Regions from separate parts of the Homo sapiens genome. Here region 1 is linked to region 2. A link is a loop called in an ENCODE intact Hi-C map of the cell type or tissue named here. Cell type or tissue: IMR-90. All regions are shown on one strand. Links, peaks and the distances in the headings refer to the core of each region. The heading gives the core; the rest is flanking DNA. Region 1 has its middle 130 kb from the start of COL6A3. Region 2 overlaps LOC105373953 (a long non-coding RNA gene).

Region 1 (9,320 bases), core at 4,523-7,022, 57 kb after region 2:
CAGCAGCACATAAAAAGCTAATCCACTGTGATCAAACAAGGCCTCATCCTGGGATGCAAGGTTGGTTCAACATGTGCAAATCAAGATATGTGATTGAGCACATAAACAGAACTAATGACAAAAACCACATGATAATCTCAATAGATGCAGAAAAGGCTTTTGATAAAAATCAACATCCTTCATGTTAAAAATTCTCAATAAACTAGGGATTGAAGGAACACACCTCAAAATAATAAAAGCCTATCTATGACAAACCCACAGCCAACATCATACTGAATGGGGAAAAGCTGGAAGCATTTCCCTTAAAAACCAGCACAAGACAAGGATGCCCTCTCTTACCACTCCTATTAAACAATTCCTATTTGCAGATCACATGATTCTATATCTAGGAAACCCCACAATTTCAGCCCCAAATCTCCTTCAACTGATAAACAACTTCAGCAGAGTTTCAGGGTACAAAAATCAATGTACAAAAATCACTAGCATTCCTATATACCAACAACAGCCAAGTTGAGAGCCAAATCAGAAATGCAATCCATTCACAATTGCCACAAAAAGAATAAAATACCTAGAAATACAGCTAACTAGGGAGGTGAAAGATCTCTACAATGAGACTTACAAAACACTGCTCAGAGAAATCAGAGATGACACAAACAAATGGAAAACATCCCATGCTCATGGATAGAAATAATCAATATCATTAAAATAGCCATACTGCCAAAAGCTATTTACAGATTCAATGCTATTGCTATGAAACTACCAATGACATACTTCACAGAACTAGGAAAAAACTACTTTAAAATCATATGGAACCAAAAAAGAGCGTGGATAGTCAAGGCAATCCTAAATAAAAAGAACAAAGCTGGAGGCATCACACTAGCCAACTTCAGACTATACTACAGGGCTAACATAACCAAGACAGCATGGCACGGGCACAATAACAGACATACAGACCAATGGAACAGAATAGAAAGCCCAGAAATAAGGCCACAGACCTACAACCATCTGACCTTTGACAAAACTGACAAAAACAAGTGATGGGGAAAGGACTCCCTATTTAATAAATGGTGATTGGATAACAGGCTAGCCAAATGCAGAAAATTAAAACTGGATCCCTTACATTATATACAGAGATCAACTCAAGATGAATTAAAGGCTTAAATGTAAAACCCAAAGCTATAAAAGCCCTGGAAGACAACCTAGGCAATACCTTCCTGGACATAGGAGCAGGTAAAGATTTCATGATCAAGACACCAAAAGCAATCACAACAAAAGCAAAAGTTGGCAAATGGGATCTAATTAAACTTAAGAGCTTCTGCACGGTGAAAGAAACTATCAAGAGAGTAAACAGACAACCTACAGAATGGGAGAAAATATTTGCAAATGATGCAACTGACAAAGGTCTAATATCCAGCATCTATAAGGTACTTAAACAGATTTACAAGAAAAAAAAAAACCATTAAAAAGTGAGCAAAGGACATGAACAGCCACTTTTCAAAAGAAAAAATACATTCAGCCAACAAGCATATGAAAAAAATCTCAATATCACAGATTGTATTAGTCCATTCTTGCATAGCTATAAAGAAATATCTGAGACTGAGTAATTTGTAAAGAAAAGAGTTTGAATTGGCTCATGGTTCTGAAGGTTGTGCAGGAAACACGATACTGGCATCTGCTCAGTTTCTGGGGAGGCCTCAGGAAACTTATAATCATGGTGGAAGGTACGGGGGAGTGAGCACATCACATGGCCAGAGTAGGAGCAAGAGAAAGAGAGAGATAGTGCAACACACTTTTAAACAACCAGATCTCACGAGAACTCACTCACCATTAGAAGAACAGCACCAAGGGGATGGTGCCAAACCGTTGATGAAGGATCCACCCCCATGATCCAGTCATCTCCCACCAGGCCGTATCTCCAACATGGGGGATTACAGTTGAACATGAGATTTGGGTGGGAACCCAAATTAAAACCATGTCACTGATCATTAAAGAAATGCAAATCAAAACCACAATGAGATACCATATGACACCAGTCAGAATGGCTATTAATAAAATGTCGAAAAATAACAGATGCTTGCAAGGTTACAGAGAAAAGGGAACACTTACACTCTGTTGGTGGGGGTGTAAATTAGTTCAGCCATTGTGGAAAGCAATGTGGCAATTCCTCAAATTGCCAAAAACAGAACTACCATTCAACCCAGCAATTCCATTACTAGGTATATACCCAAAGGACTATAAATCATTCTACCACAAAGACACATGCACACAAATGTTCAATGCAGCACTGTTCACAATAGCAAAGGCATGGAATCAACCTAAACGCCCACCAGTGACAGATTGGATAAAGAAAATGTGGTACATACACACCGTCAAATGCTATGCAGCCATAAAAAAGAATGAGATCATGTCTTTTGGAGGCCATTATCTGTAGCAAACTATACCACAGGAACAGAAGACCAAATACCGCACGTTCTCACTTATAAGTGGGATGATGAGATCACATGGACACAAAGAGGGGAACAACAGACACTGGAGCCTACTTGAGGGTGGAGAGTGGGAGGAGGGAGAGAATTTTTAAAAATTTGGGTATTAGGCTTAGTACCAGGGTGTCCAAATAATCTCTACAACAATTCCCATTACATGAGTTTACCTATATAAAAAACCTGCACATGTACCCCTGAACCTAAAATAAAAGTTTCAAAAAAATATATGAATATTTAATGCATTGAATTGTACACTCAAAAGTGGTTAAAGTGGTAAATTTTATGCCATGTATAATATTCTTTGCCACAATAAAAAGCATGTATGTTGACAGAAAAAAAAATGTACACTTTGACCCAGCTTTTCATTTTCTCCATCTACCAAATGCCTAAGCAAGAGGAAAACTGCCACCATTGTGCTGTGTTTAGGGTAATGGTGGCTTTCTACTCACATTCATCATTTTAATAACCGTGTGGTGCTGTAGATCTCTCATCTGTCAGTCCTAACGTGTGATAGAATCTAGAATATTCTCTCCATACATTTTTAGTAAAAAGCTGAAGATTTTTATTGTTAAAGGTGAGAGTAATACAAACTTAACAAATTCATCGTATCTGTTGAAACGGGCTCACTTTTTCCAGTTTGTTCAGTGAACTAAATTAAGGGAGGAAACCACCCCTCATATTGTCTTATGCCCAATTTCTGCCTCCAAAGAAAGAAGAAGTAAAAACTAAAAGGCAGAAATGGAATCCACAGGCAGACAGCCCGGCGCCGAGCCCTGGGCCTGGTTAAAGATCGACCCCTGACCTAATCGGTTATGTTATCTATAGACTCCAGACATTGTATGGAAAAGCACTGTGAAAATCCCTGTCCTGTTCTGTTCCATTCCGTTCTGATTACCGGTGCATGCAGCCCCCAGTCACATACCCACTGCTTGCTCAATCAATCACAACCCTCTCGCGTGGACCCCCTTAGAGTTCTAAGCCCTTAAAAGGGACAGGAATTGCTCACTTGCGGAGCTCGGTTTTTGGAGACGTGAGTTTTGCGGAAGCTCCCGGCCAAATGAAGCCCTTCCTTCTTTAACTCCGTGTCTGAGGGGATTTGTCTGCGGCTTGTCCTGCTACAAAATTACAAAGCTTCGCTCTGGGGTTTTGATTGTTCCATTTTGCTCTGACAACTCTGACTTGACTGCTAGGCTTTCTGAGTGATGATCTGATTTTTAAAGTCCCTTAACAGGATATGAATCTTGTAGTATTGCATTATAATTGCTAACAGGCTGCCTGGCTCGGCTTGAGTTAAGTTGCAACTCGTTTCCAAAGGAGGCAAATGAGGCCAGTGCCCGGGAGCATAGCCCCAGCATGGCTGCCAAAATGCTGACCAGTGATTCATTTTATGACCTACCTTCAAGCAAGCAATTTTAAAGAAAGAGGGATGCCTCCTGCACTATCGTTTTGAATATAACCTAGTCACATTCTTTCAGAATTGTTTTGTAGTGTATTTAAATATGGAAAGAGCCTTCGCTTCATAGCACATATTACATTTGTAACCTGTATTGGCATACCTAAATCCCAGGCCCTTTGCTGTAACATTTTTACTTTAGATTGGAGCTGGGGAACACTCTCATTTTATCTCCTGCTGCATCTCAGATGTGAAGGCTCTTTGGGCTCCACCATTACCTCCCTGGCAGTCCACCCTGCACCATAGCAACAAGCACATGTGCTCCCTCCAAGTCAGGGGACACCAGGCAGGATGGGGAGAGGGAGGTGAGAGCAGAGACGGACCTGGACTAGAGCTGGCAGGGCTTTGCTGTGAATAGGATGGAAGGCTTCCCACTCTGGGGAAAACCGGGAGAGCATGGAGTCATGGACGCTGGGAGAAGAAAGGTTTTAGAGGAGGCCAAGGGTACTAAAGCCCACCAAGGGTAGCTTAGGTAAGATGAGGACAGAGTCACAGCATGGAGCATACTGATGGTGGGGCAAAAGGACATTTCCGTGGGGTCAGAGCCTGATGACAGCAGTTTATAGAGAGGCTAGAAGGAGGGGTTTGGCTGAGACATAGAGCTGAGAAACGAGAGGGAGCTGGGTAATCTGTGGAGTTCAAGAAGCTTGCTGGTGGTGGTGTTTGTTTGTTTTAGGACGAAAGCTATGAAGGAGTATGTGGCTGATGGGAAGGACACAGAAGACAGATGCTGATGCTACAAAAGACGGAGACACTTGTAGAGTCAAGGTGCTTAGGAGACAGAGGGAGACGCAGAACACAGGTTGGGGGTCTGCATTTGGTGGCAGCAGGGACTCCGCTGCCAGGTGAAAGGGGATCCATGGAAAGAGACAAAAGGTCTATGGCTTGTTGGGGACAGAGGACACAACGGAAGCCAGCAAGCCAAAGCCCCTCATTCCAAACACCAGCTTTGGAGTCCGTACAGGGCTGGCTGTCCACATGGTCATCTGTTCTCAGACAAAAACTTCACTACACATTGCAGAAAAAAATAAGAAGTGAACTTTGTCCCTGTGATTTCTGCTGTCCCCACTCATTGACGGTCTGTTGGAACCTTGGGCGGAGTCTTGTCTGCATTTCGCGTGGGCACCTGCAAAGAAGCTCGTGACATGGTGGGACCCCAGTGACACAGAGCTGCAGAGTCTGGACTGCAAAGGCCTTCACCCTCAAAGTCGCTCATTCACAGAGTGGGAAACTGGAAGAGCGGGCCAAAACGAACGGAATGGAATTTTAAAGGGATTGATGTAAATTTCTGCTCTGGAGTTTTTTTTAAAATAAACGTTATACATGTTTGGAATGAAGGGAAACAATAGCCAGCTGTGTACGTGTGGGAGCCGATAGGAGTCGGGAGGACACAAAATTAATACAGTAATGAAAATGTCAGAGACCAGCCCCATCACCCCACAGTATATCAAATTTCCCCAGTGAATCATCTCGGAGGAAATGCCTTCCGTAGTACCGAATAAAAACCATGAGAGTCAACCGTGGTCTGCAGCTTGTGGGAATTTCTTCAGCCACCCACACCGCTGGTTTGGATGACAAATAAGCCCCCACAGGCCACGCTGAGCCCAGTGGCCACTTGAGGCTGCTTAGATCTGTCTCGGCTCTGAGGACCTCCCTCTGGAAAATGTACATCCTGTGCACTTGAATTTACTGAAACTTCTTCATTTTAACGTTGTAATCAAGGCCAATCATTTTCATGTCAATTTTTTAAAAACCCCATCGCAGGGAAAACAGGGCTCTGCACACAGGAAATACTCAGAAGCCATGTTTCTACTTAATGGTAAAATAAGGACCAACAATTCTTGTGTTACCAACCTCACCAGGTTTTCAGGTCAAAGGAAATATACCACTGACGTCTTTGCAAATACAGACGTTCCCCAAAAAGCATATTTGGGTTTGTATAACACCTCAATTAACTGGATTAAATTGGGAATGGGTTTCTGGTTAACTGAATTTGTTTCAACCCATGTTAAAAGCTTCCTAAAATGTTTGTTCGCCTTTTTACTTCGGTAACACCATCTGGGGCATCTCTCAGCCCCTCCTGGCTCAGGGGTCAGGCAGGAATGAGTGGAGCTAACCCTGAACGAATATTGGCCCCCTTAATGAATCCACTTCATTTCTGATCAATGCCTCTCCTCTGAGACAAGCTCCATGACGACAGGAACCATGTCTATCTTGGCTTGGATGACAAATCAGCCCCCACAGGCCACGACGAGCTCAGTGGCTGGGAGCCTTGGGGCCCAATACAACGTCTTCGTTCAGAGGGTGTGTAATAAATATGTGTTATGTGAAAAGTTTCCTGATGTTAGTCTTGTTTTAATTCATTTTTCTTCCAAAATAGAGAACAGTTCATAAAATGGATATTCTAATTGGTTTGTTGAAATAATTTAGCTTTACCATCTTTGCACAATAGTAATTATTTTCAAATGGAAAATCAGAATATTCGGAGAATGACCATCTCCCTGTCTACATAAAATCAAAGCACAAAGTGAATTAAAACATTTTAAAAATCAACAGATCCAAACAACCCACACCACAGTTGGAAAACTCAGAGGCTCTCACTGGCTTTGGTAGGACTTGGGTGCTGTTGGCAAGAGTGGGCAGGGAACCGGACGTCAAGGTTTGTCTAGGCAAGAGAAAGTTTGTGTTTAGGATGAAGTAAAGAAAAGTCCAGGACAGGGAGGGATTCCTAGGTGAGCAAATTTTAGAGGCCTAAAGGAAATTATCTGCATCTTCTAACATACTGTCAAATTAGGGAAATTATTGTAACTTGGAAGCAACTGGAAGCAAAGGACAAAAGCCTTGCCCTAATGTGCACGTAAAATGAGTCCTGCCTTAGCTTCTTACTTAATTCCCTTTTGCTAATAAGGCTTTGCTGTAAAATGCTTGTCATTTTGCGTCCAAAATGATCTGTGGCATTGAGAACACCAGCAGTGATGGAAGCGATGAGCCTCTGGTGGAGTCTCTGGCACATTTCCCAAGAGGGCAAATTGAATAGAACTGGAGGCCACAGTGACCACAACCTAGTCAGAAACTCAGCCACTTCTAGATGGTAGGATTTCTCAAAGACAGGCTGGTTTGGGCATAATGCCAGGAAATGAATTTCAAAGTTCTTCAACCTCAATTTGGAAATCATGTCTCATCTTAAGGACAAAGGAGCCCACACACAGAATATTGGATTATAGGATTTACAAATCCAACCATTGTTTAAATGCCATAAAGCTTACTAGATCTGCAGCTTCAGTTATGTCTGCACGTTTCATCACACTGACTTATGGAGCACTTATGGAGCACTGAGTAACTGACAAACACTTAATCCTCCTAGGTATTTTGTAAACTAAGGCTTGGAGACATGAAACGACTTAAATCCTACAGCAAGTGACTACGGAAAAGATTACAACTCAAGTCTTCAGGCTTTACTTCAAAGCAAATGTAATCTGCCTGATAATCATGTTAAATTACCTTCCATACTAGAAGACGAATTCCATGAGGATAGGGATTTTTGTCCATTTGTTTACTGGTGTGTCCCCAGCATTTGGGACAAAATAGGATGTTCAAATATTTGTAGCAGGAAAAAAAGAAAGGAGAGAAGAAGGAAGAAGAAGGAAGGATAGGAGAGGGAGGGAGAGAAGCAGGAAGAAAACAAGGAAGGAAGGGAAGAAGGAAGGAAGGAGAGGGGAGGGAGGGGAGGGGAGAGAAGGGGGAGGGGAAGGGGAAGGAGAAGGGGAAGGGGGAGGGGAAGGGGAAGGAGAAGGGGAAGGGGAAGGAGAAGAGGAAGGGAAGGAGAGAGGAGAGGAAGGGAGGGGAGGTGAGGGGAAGGGTGGGAAGGGAAGGGAGGGGAGGGGAGGGGAAGGGAAGGATGGAAATGTCCCATTTACTCATGTGCATCTACATGGAGGAGCAGAAATGCCAAGAGCTTTATTCATTTGGGAAGCACTGCATTAACTCTGCAGCTGTGACTGAGTTGTGTAGGTGGAGGAGACAGTGTCTGTCTGTCTACCCCAGAGCAGAGTTGGGATAAGTGGTAGAGCCTCTGATGATGACTGGGTGTTCCTAGGTTTTTAGTTTCAGCCCAAAGCCTCCCCCGTCTGTCTGGATCCTAGGTGAAGACCTCAGAAAAGAGAAGCTTTCTGTCTGGCCCTTTTCTAACAATCCAGGCTGAGATGAGATTGACAATCACAACCAACGCCCCACCATTCTCATTTCACTTTTTTTTTGCTCAACCTAAAAGTGATCCTGTTTAGTGTTTGAAGTAATCCAATAGTGTTTGCTCTTATATCAGGAAATTTCACATAATTAATTGTAGCACATGCTGGCAAGTGATCACATTTTTGCTCTACGGCCTTAGCAAATTCCACCATGCAGTGGGAACAACTTCATTATACCCAAGTAGTGAGCTACTTGTGCAATCAGGCTGGATATTTACATTTTTGAAATGGAATTGGGCTGTATTAAGATGACCCATCTAGAAGCATTGATGGCTTGTACTTTTTTCTTTTTTTCTTTTTTTTGTAATTCTGATTGGTGTTTTCCATTTGGAAAGATAATTTTTTTTTAGTAAATTTTCATATCACGAAGGCATTTGTATTCAATGACAACCCACTTCTAATGGTATTATGACAGATAAGGTAGTGTGTGCCCAGTGGCTGAGGAAAAACGTCCAATAATTTTGGATATACTGTAGTATGTGAAATGCATAAAATGGATATAGACACATGGTGGTTTCCAAAAACAGCTGCAGTGTCACCAACTTATAACAATGTCTATGACTCACATCTTTAAAGGAATGACATTTCCACTTTGATGAATCATATCTGGACTATCACCAATGAGTTTTAATAATCTATTTCTCTAAGAGTAATGCTTTCCTGATGGAAATTTAAAATTTTAAACTTTTTAAGGTATTAGATATCTAACTGTAATTCCTGTCAGTGCTGTTTCTTAAATATCTCTGCAATTCCTGTCCCTGCAAATGGGATCCGCTGTGTCCCTACGCAAACGTAGCACAGCAGATTTCAGCAGAATCCACACTTAACTAAAATAGAGCAGAGAGCTGTTTAGGAGCTGCCCTGCACCCCTCTTTTGTAGCCTCAACTCTTGCCTCTCCTCATGCGGCACCCTACTCTCCCATGGTTCTTACTAATCTGCAATGGCCAGTATCAATCCCTGCTCATTCTTATGTCTTTGCGTCATACCTGCTATTGCCCCTGCCTCGGTCATGCTTCTTCGTTGGTGCAACTCCCTCATTCCCTTTAAGCTGATTTCTTCTCCCCACCCCCAAGACAGGTTATCAGAGCCCCTGTCTGCTCTCTCAGGACACCTCAGCTTGCAGGACACACACTCCC
Region 2 (9,320 bases), core at 2,218-4,717:
TGTTTTTGCAGAGAAGTCTCTATTATGAATATTAGCAATCTCTAAATATATCCACAAATTCCAAGTAATGCAATAAAAATTCCAGTAGGAATTTAGCATGTTAGAATGACAAGAAGAAGAGACATAGAAGAGTTAAGAAAATTCTCGGGTGAGGAAAAAGGAGACTCGTTTAAATCAGATTTATCCTATCAAATACTCAAGTGCATTATCAAATGATAGTAAAGGAGTATAAAACTGACCCTGAAATAGATGGGCAGATCAATGTAATAGAATGAGAGTCCAGAAATAGAAATATGTATGTCACGATGTACTTTATGATAAAAAGTATCTTTTCAAATGAGGAGAAAAAAATTATTCAATAAATATTTGGGGGACTTTTGTAAAAAAAAATATAAAGCCAGATCTTTGGCTCACTCTTAGAATCAAAATTAATTCCAGATGGGTAAAATATTTAAAAGCAAAATACAAAATCATAAAATTATGAGGAATCATTTCTGGTGAAACCTTTAATAATACTGAAGTAGAGTGATTTCAAAACCAAAAAGTATAAAGGAAAAAAAGTGGATTCAAATACATATTATTTAGCAAAAAAGAACTTTTTTTAAACTACACTTTCACACTTTAAATCAACAGCAATATACTAACAGAAAATTCTTTACAGTATATAATAAATAAATGATTAATTTCCTTAATATACAAAGAATTTTTAAATTAAAAAAAGATGAATATACCAATTAAAAAATAGGTAAAGGGCATGAACAAACACTTGAAGAGGTTTAACCTCGTGCTTTAGCAAAGAGCTACAAATAAAATCAATAAGAAGATAGATGAAGCTACTATCAACTTAGCAACCATTTAAAAGATAGTCAAGAGACATTAAAACCCTTTTTAATAAATATTTCCCCTAAATTTCTATTGGGTTAAATTTTTCATTTAGGCATTACTTAAATCTTTCCCTTTTGTAAATTTTTTTTTTGCTTTTATGAATAATGTCCTTTCCCATTCTGAAATTAACATTTACTTATAATTCTTATGGTTTCTTAGGGATTTATTTTCTTTCTTTGTTTAACATGTAGCTCTTTAACACATTTAGAGTTGACTTTAGTGTTTGATATAAGGCGAGGACCGAATTAACTCATTTCCAAATACTTCATTAGTTGCCAGCACTATACATGGTGCAATCCTTCCTGCTCAAATCCGTAACAAAGTGGGTTTTATCATCTAGTCTAGATGAGTCTTTGCATGTTGGCCTATCTTCACCTGTACTTATATCTACATCTGATTCTGTCCACCAAACCTCTCCTGTTATAGAGGAATAAAACAAAGACCAGAGAAGATAACTGCTTTGTCCCAGGTCACACAGCTGGTAGCGGGGCAGAACCTGGGTGGGGGCCCTCGCCCACCCCTGTTCCTCCAGCACAGGCTCTCCCTAAGCTACATGTCCTCTCAACCAGGCTTCCTAGTACATGGGGAATAACGACCCTACCCTTCCCCACCTGATCCACCCAAGCTCTGCTCAGAAGGGGAAGTGGCGACCCTCCCGCAGGCGGTGGCACTCTCTCTCTCTCGTTGTGTCTGAAGGCTGTTCCACTTCCCAGGCTCTGTTCTGTGAGTCTCTGTGTTCTGTGAGGCTCCAAATGTGCTGCCCTACACAACACACAGCCAGAGAGTGGCTGGGGAGACGGTCTACCTGGCTGGAGAACCTGGACCCACACCCTTCTCTGCACATAAGGGCCAGTGCCCCTGACTCTAGGAGCCTAATAGGAACATAGGTCATTGCTGGAGTCAGACTGTCTGGGTTCAAATCTCTCTCTGCCACTTCTGGCTTGAATAACCTCTTCTGTGCCTCCGGTTCTCATCTCAAAAAGGAGGATAACAAGCAGACTTAACTCATAGGAGCTTGTAGAGGTGAACTCAGTTAACCTGAGTAACTTGCTTAGCACAGTGATTGCAAATGTTAGCTGTGGAGATCAATTTTACTAATTTTATTCAGTTGAAGGGTTGGTATCTAGTGAAATTTATATTGTTTCTTTTAAAAGATCATGTTTCTTTTTTCTCTTTAGTATTGAAATTGGCATCTTTGGGAGCTCGCTGTCATCTCTTCACAAAACATCCCCACGGAAAGCCAAACTTTCCCTTAGCAAGCGTGGCAACGTCCCAGAGTGCAGCCTGGTGAGTTTGGAATGCAGGTGGTTTGCGGACCCAAGGGAGAAAAAGTGACTGCAGATGGTGCATTTCCTGTTTATAACGTGCTTGGGGAAATGACCATTTTGCTCATGAAGAAAAAAGATTTTTTATCTTATTGGGTAAAGAAAAATAATAGACCACAGAGACAGAATATTACCACAGCATTTTTGTCTGATGAGAAACTGATTGGCTTGACTACATATTGATTAAACATTCTACATGCCGTTACTCTCTAGACAATAAGAATCTTGGCATACGATAACTTTGAAAGCAAAGTTCATTTACGGTCAGGTTGGTTTCACCAAAACAATCGTATTCCAATATTACGGTTCTCAAAACTGAAATACCTGAAAACCTCTTTGGGGACCTGGATTTTCAGTGGAAAACAAACTGCTCAGACAAAGCTGCTGGGGCCCCCATTTCCCACTGCTTCCTCAGTTTCCCCAAAACTAAACAATCTGGGAGACAGTGTGAAGTTAGTGCATGTTTAATTTGGCAACTCTCTTTCCAGATGTGTATGGTCCAGATGTGTTGAGTCTGCTCCCAAGTTATCAATCAAAAAGCAAACTGACCCGGGGTGGATGGCTGCATTTGTACAGCAGCTGCTGTCACCAGCGCACCCCCAAGCAATGTTTTCTTAAACTTAGATGTCCAGGCAGAAAAATCCCTTTGCCTTCTAGTGGCCCCTGCCTAACATTTCCCTCCATACCCTTCTAGATTACCTTACACGGAGAGAATTAAGTTAGGGGATTTGTCTGCTGTCAGTCCCCTTTTTCTTCTGGTTCTATTTTTAGCCTTAATGGTCTTTTCTAATAGGTCCAAACTGTGCAACAATACGTAAAACTAATTGTATTTTACATAAAAATCCATGATCACATCTAGCCAGCCAAAATGGATCAGAGAAGCTCCATACAGTCGTGTGGATTTTTTTATTTGACTAGAAGCCATCCATGTGCCTACCTGATGCATGTGCACACATGCATCCACGCACCTTGCATGCACACACACATGCACATGCACTCTTCCAGGATGGCTTTGAAGTGGCGAGGGTAGAAAGGAACTCTTGGTCCCAAGGGCTGGCCTCATGAAGGAGCTCCAAGATGCAACTCATTCTTGAATTGCAGCCAGGACCTCAACTATTCCCTGCAGGAATTCCCCTAAGAAGAATGTGTTGGTCTTATGTGTCACGGGTTGCCCCAAGTCATCCTGGCTTCTGGGGTTGTGGGCTTTTGTTCAGAGAAAACAGGGACTGCTGAAACCTTGTAGTGGATACTCTCTGTTCCCTGCCCAGATCTCTGGGCTGGTGCCCCATCCTCTAGGTCTGTGAGCATTGGCTGCCGAGGGCTCACAGCTGCCCATTTCCAGAGAAGTTCCCTTGGGACAGTAACAGCTTCTGGGCCCAGAAGATTACTCTCCCACACACAAGGCAGCCAAGGGCCAAGCCTGACTAGGACAAAAGCCCAGGCCCCCTCCCTCACAGTGGGACCACTCCGTGGTGCAATTCACACTCCCCAACTTCCCCGGGGATCAGGCAGAAACTGGACCCCAGCCAAGAACCTGCCTGGCTCCACCCTTCTCCAGGCTTCTTGGCTTCCTTCACTCCCTTTCTGCCCACAGGTCCTACAATAGATCATTTCCACAAGACCCCCGTCTCAGACTCTGCCTAAGAAATCCCTCATCTTAATCACTGAGCCCATCTGGCGTCTTTCTTTTATAAAAAATTTGTATTTTTATTTTAAGTTCCTGGGTACATGTGCAGGATGTGCAGGTTTGTTACATAGGTAAACGTGTGCCAAGGTGGTTTGCTGCACCTATTAACCCATCACCTAGGTATTAAGCCCAGCATGCATTAGCTATTTTTCCTAATGCTCTGCCTCCCCGCCACCCACCCACCAGCAGGCCCTACTGTGTTGTTCCCCTCCCTGTGTCCATGTGTTCTCATTGCTCAGCTCCCACTTATCTAGAACCAGAAATACCATTTGACCCAGCAATCCCATTACTGGGTATATACCCAAAGGAAAATAAATCACTGGACTACAAAGGTACATGCATGCGTATGTTCATGTTCATGGCATCTTTCATTTAGGCATCAAACTCCCCTCAGTCAGGAAGGACGGTGACAGTCTCCACACCCTCCAGGCTATTGGGACAGATTCTGTTTTTTTCACCCTGCCCTGCAACAAAATTATTTTCTGCTTTCACCAAACCCAGGCAAACAGACTCCACTAGACCTGGAGACTAGGAATAGAAAATGTACATAAATTGTGGTTTTAAAAATTCACTTAGATATGAATAATATGATGATAATTATTAGGAAAACATGGAACATTAAGACGTTGAAAATAAGTTCTACAAGTAAATGTGCCAGTCAACAAAGATTCATTCAGGGTTCCAGGGTGTCACTTGAGTTAGTGACCATTGTATAAAGTTCTAATCTGTGCTTGAAAGTTCGAATTTTCATGGTCAATTGTTTTCCTTGAAGTGACAGGCCCACACCATTAATTCTTTTAGCAACTCTCTGGCAAATACCTAAGTCCGAACAACCATAATTTGTCTTTCAGTTATTCTTTCAAGTAAAAATGGCGTTCTAGGCTTGGCACAGTGGCTTACGCATGTAATCCCAGCACTTTGGGAGGCAGAGACGGGCGATCATTTGAGGTCAGGAGTTCAAGACCAGCCTGGCCAACACAGCAAAAACCTATCTCTACTAAAAACACAAAAGGTAGCCAGGCATGGTGGCACACGCCTGTAATCCCAGCTACTCGGGAGGCTGAAGCAGGAGAATCACTTGAACCTGGGAGGCGGAAGTTGCAGTGAGTCAAGATCGCACCAATGCACAATGCACTCCAGCCTGGGCGACAGAGGGAGACTCCATCTAAAAAAAAAAAAAAAAAGAAAATTGGTGTTCTATGAAAAAAGAGACTAGCTCAGCTCACAACACAAACAATGCATGAGAGCTCTTCTTTGGGATAACCCTTGTAGTTGGTGTACGGAGGTCTCATATGTGTTCTCCCCATCTTGGCACTCAGAATATTCAAAGGACAGGTCCTCAAAAGTTAAAATTTAATAAAATCAATAATTTTATTGATTTTATAAATAAAATTTATTTATGAAATACTGCTGTGGCAATGGAGAGCTCAGGTGTCCTGGTAGAATTTGATGTCACTGCCTGGGTTCCTGCCAAGGTGCTGGAACCATGGTTTTTGCACCCTTAGGGAAAATGTCAACACAGTAGAGAAGGCAAAAATGTCTTAGTGGAGTTTTTAAATAAGTTTTTTATTCTGGAATATTTGTTATTTTTTAATGTATAATTGACAAAAATTATATAAGTAGATGTATAATGTGATGATTTGATATGTGTACACTTTGTGATACAATCAAGCTAATTGACACACACATCACCTCACGTAGCTACCATTTGTGCGTGCTTGCTGAGTACATTTAAGATCCACTTTTTAAATCACTTTTTAATTTTTTTATTTCAATAGGTTTTTGGAGAACAGGTGGTGTTTGGTTACATGGATAAGTTCTTTAGTGGTGATTTCTGAGATTTTGGTGCACCCATCACCCAAGCAATGTACACTGTAACCAATGTGTGGTCTTTTATCACTCGCCACCGCCCACCCTTTTCTTAACAAATTTCAAGTGTGCACTACAGTGGTATTAACTGCAGCCTCGATTTACAGAAACATTGCAAAGGTCATACAGAGTTTTCATGAACCCCACACTCTATTTCCCTGATGATTAATATCTTTTATTAGTATGGTACTTTGGTCACAACCATTAGCATTAGCTGAAATCCATGCTTTATTCAGATTTGCTGAGTTTCACCCAATGTCCTTTTTCTGTTTCAGGATCCCGTCAAGGATATCACATGATACTTCCTTGTCATGTTTCCTTAGGCTCATCTTGACTGTCCATTTCTCAGACCTTCCTTGATTTTGGTGACCTTGACAATGTTGAGGAACAGTGGTCAGGTATCTTGTAGAATGTTCTTTCATCGGGGCTTGTTGATGTTTTCTCTGAATTAGACTGGGTTTGTGGGTTTTGGGGAAGAAACACCACAGAAGAGAAGCACCATTCTAACTGCATCATATTAAGGGTAGATACTATCAACCTAACTTCTTTTTTTTTTTTGACATGGTGTTTTGCTCTTGTTGCCCTAGCTGGAGTGCAGTGGCACGATCTTGGCTCACTGCAACCTTCACCTCCTGGGTTCACGCGATGCTCCTGTCGCAGCCTCCCGAGTAGCCGGGATTATAGGTGTGCACCACCACACCCGGCTAATTTTTGTATGTTTATTAGAGACGGGGTTTCACCATGTTGACTAGGCTGGCCACAAACTCCTGACCTCAGGTGATCCACCTGCTCGGCCTCCCAAAGTGCTGGGATTATAGGCCTGAGCCACTGCGCCCAGCCTCAACCTGACTTGTTATTGTTGATGTTGACTTTGATCAACTGACAGGTTTGCCAGGTGATCAATGTGTTTGTCAGGTTTCTACAGTGCAAACTTACCTTCTCTCTTTTCCATGCTGCACCCTTTGAAAAGAAGTCACCATGTGCAGCCTACATTTAATGAGTGGAGAGTTATGCCCCGCCTCCTGGAGGATGAACTATCTACATAAATTATTTGAAATTCTTTTGCATGGAATATTTTCTTAATGTTATTGTGAAAATAATTTTGACCTTGCAGAACCATGAAAGGCTGTTCGGGAAAACCCCCAGAAGTCTGTAGACCATACTTAGAGAAACACCATTCCATGCAATGGAGGCAGGGGTGGATGTGTCTGGAACCTGGGCACTATACTTGCGTGTACCTTGATGCTTCCAGGATTCCCTAGAAATCACTGTGGAAGGATTATTGCAGCCACTATTGCTTGACAAGGGCTCAGACCCCTCAGGGTTACAAGTTTAAGTCCCTCAACCAGGCAAGCAACCCAGACCCAGCAAAGTGTGTTTGAAAGGTAGGAAAATGTAAATTGAGGAAAAGAAAAAGGAGATATGAATATCAGTTCGGTCTTACTCATCTGCAGTTTCAGTCACCATACATTATACCAGTAACCCTCTTGGGTTAAGTCAACAGAGATTGGGTATGGCCAGCATATTTGAGTGCACTATGTCTCAGATTGCACTAGTTCTCCCCCTCTCCAAGGAGGAGTGAGGGCATATTGTTCTCATAATCAATGAGATAACATTTTTAGAACTGGAACCAGATATAATATAGGGCATCAGATGATATGAGTGATCTAGATGGTGGACGCTCAGACACCACTTACACACCCATCTCCAATTCCAGAAACCAAGTGATGGCAGCTTTGTGTGGGGCTAATCAGCTTCATCCAAGTGCAGTCTTCATCTGAGTGCACCCTGACAGTGCCTTGTTCAGATCTGCTCACACGTCTCTTGGCTACCAGCCTGTGACTTCTGATAATGCCAGGGCATGGGATGCCACAGGAACCCCTTGGTGCCCACATATACATGACTCAGTTGTGCAGGATAGTTAATGCTCCACTTGAAAGCTCTTTAAACAATGGGAGAAAGGAACCAATAAATAAACGTTTCCTACCCCACGCCACAGCACTGACTCTGAGTCACATTTTCTGTGGTTTCTCGGAAGACATCGTGGTGTTAAACACACAATCTCCCATCTCAGCGGCCAGTGTAGCTTGCATTGACTCACTCTTCTTTGCTGAAATGCTTTCCCTGTTCCTTAGCTTTGCTCTTGGGATCATAATTCCCAATGAAAGCTTTGATCAACAGTGTTTCTCTCAGGTTTTCTTTTCGAAAGAACTTAGGCTAAGACAGATCAATACAGTGTTGTAACCAGCTAGTATGCATTCCTTCCAAAGATTTATTAAGTCCTCCTGTGTGCAAAGCATCATGGTAGGCTTGGAGACAACTGGGAAAATAATCAAATAAATCATTACAAGTATAAATGCTGTGAAGGAGAAGCACAGAGTGCTTTCAGATTGTAATATCCTAATCTAGGGAACTAAAAAGGGGCTTCTCCACTGAGACCTGAAGGATGAATAGGACCACTCCTGGGAAGAGGCAGGAGAAAAGGAGGGAGTATGGTGGGAAGTGAGACAGCAGATTCCAAGGGCTGGAGGCAAGTGAAGGTGGGTGTTTTTAAGAATTCAAAGTAGCCCAGCCCTAGTGGGCTAATGGCTAAGCGGAGAGAACAGAGAGATTGGAGAGGAGTATGAGGAAAAAGACTTTGGCGGAGTGAACAAGAACCCAACTGTGAAGAACCTTGAGCACTTATCCGGTGAGCCACAGGAAACCTCTGGAGGGCTCTGAGTAGAGTATTCCTCAAAGATGACTTTGTCTATGGATGCGAGGAGTATTAGGGGTCAGGATCATGCAGGAAGGCTAATTAGAGGGCCATTCAAGTGATCTAAGCCAAAGATGAAGATGGTACCAAATACAGTGGTGGCAGGTAAGAGGAAGAGAAGGTAAATGATTTGAGAGCTGCTAAAATAGGGATTTTTCAATTTTTTGGAAGTTAATATATGAGATGAATACAATTTGTCGGAAGTTTTACATATCATTTGTATAATTTGTGCAGAAACTTCACTTGCTATTTGTAATTTTCTTTAGGTGAGAAGGATTTTTAATACATTTTAAAAGCACTTAAAACAATTTTTAATACACTATATAATGTTAAAATTTTCATTTTCATCATGAAGGTAAAAATGTAAGAGCCTTTGAATCAGCAAGATCAGCATCTAATCAGATTTTGCCACTTACTAGCAAGGTGACCTTCGGCAAGTCACTGAATGTTGCCAGGTTGTATTTTTTGTTGTTGTTTTTTGAGACGGAGTCTCGCTCTGTTGCCCAGGCTGGAGTGCAATGGTGTGATCTCGGCTCACTGCAAGCTCCGCCTCCCGGGTTCACGCCATTCTCCTGCCTCAGCCTCCCGAGTAGCTGGGACTACAGGTGCCCGCCACCACACCCGGCTAATTTTTTTTTGTATTTTTTAGTAGAGACAGGGTTGCACCATGTAGGCTAGGATGGTCTCAATCTCCTGGCCTCGTGATCTGCCCACCTTGGCCTCCCAAAGTGCTGGGATTACTGGCGTGAGCCACGCCACCCGGCCTGTATTTTTTTTTAAATAAATCTGTAGATAGAGT

What was found. Hi-C counts contacts between places; a loop is a spot of excess contacts. Peaks named below come from ENCODE experiments on the same cell type or tissue, not always from the same donor. Only the 100,000 strongest peaks of a DNase experiment are listed, where the experiment ranks them.
Region 1: a loop joins it to region 2, with 5 times the contacts of the local background. A loop is called at or near these places in 12 of 110 quality-filtered maps.

Annotation. Positions count from the first base shown.
Region 1 is chr2:237,274,989-237,284,308 of GRCh38, forward strand. No RefSeq gene overlaps it. Among named protein-coding and RNA genes, the nearest start is that of COL6A3, 130 kb to the right of the region's middle. In IMR-90, for the core only: a CTCF peak has its summit at 5,470; DNase peaks (open chromatin) are centred at 4,583 and 5,423; H3K27ac peaks cover 2,461 bases.
Region 2 is chr2:237,220,097-237,229,416 of GRCh38, forward strand. It overlaps LOC105373953 (a long non-coding RNA gene), which reads left to right. Exons shown (of 6, transcript XR_924035.3): 2 at 2,064-2,172; 3 at 6,042-6,164. Among named protein-coding and RNA genes, the nearest start is that of COPS8, 140 kb to the left of the region's middle. In IMR-90, for the core only: no CTCF peak of the experiment used is centred there; DNase peaks (open chromatin) are centred at 2,245, 2,855 and 3,345; H3K27ac peaks cover 2,321 bases.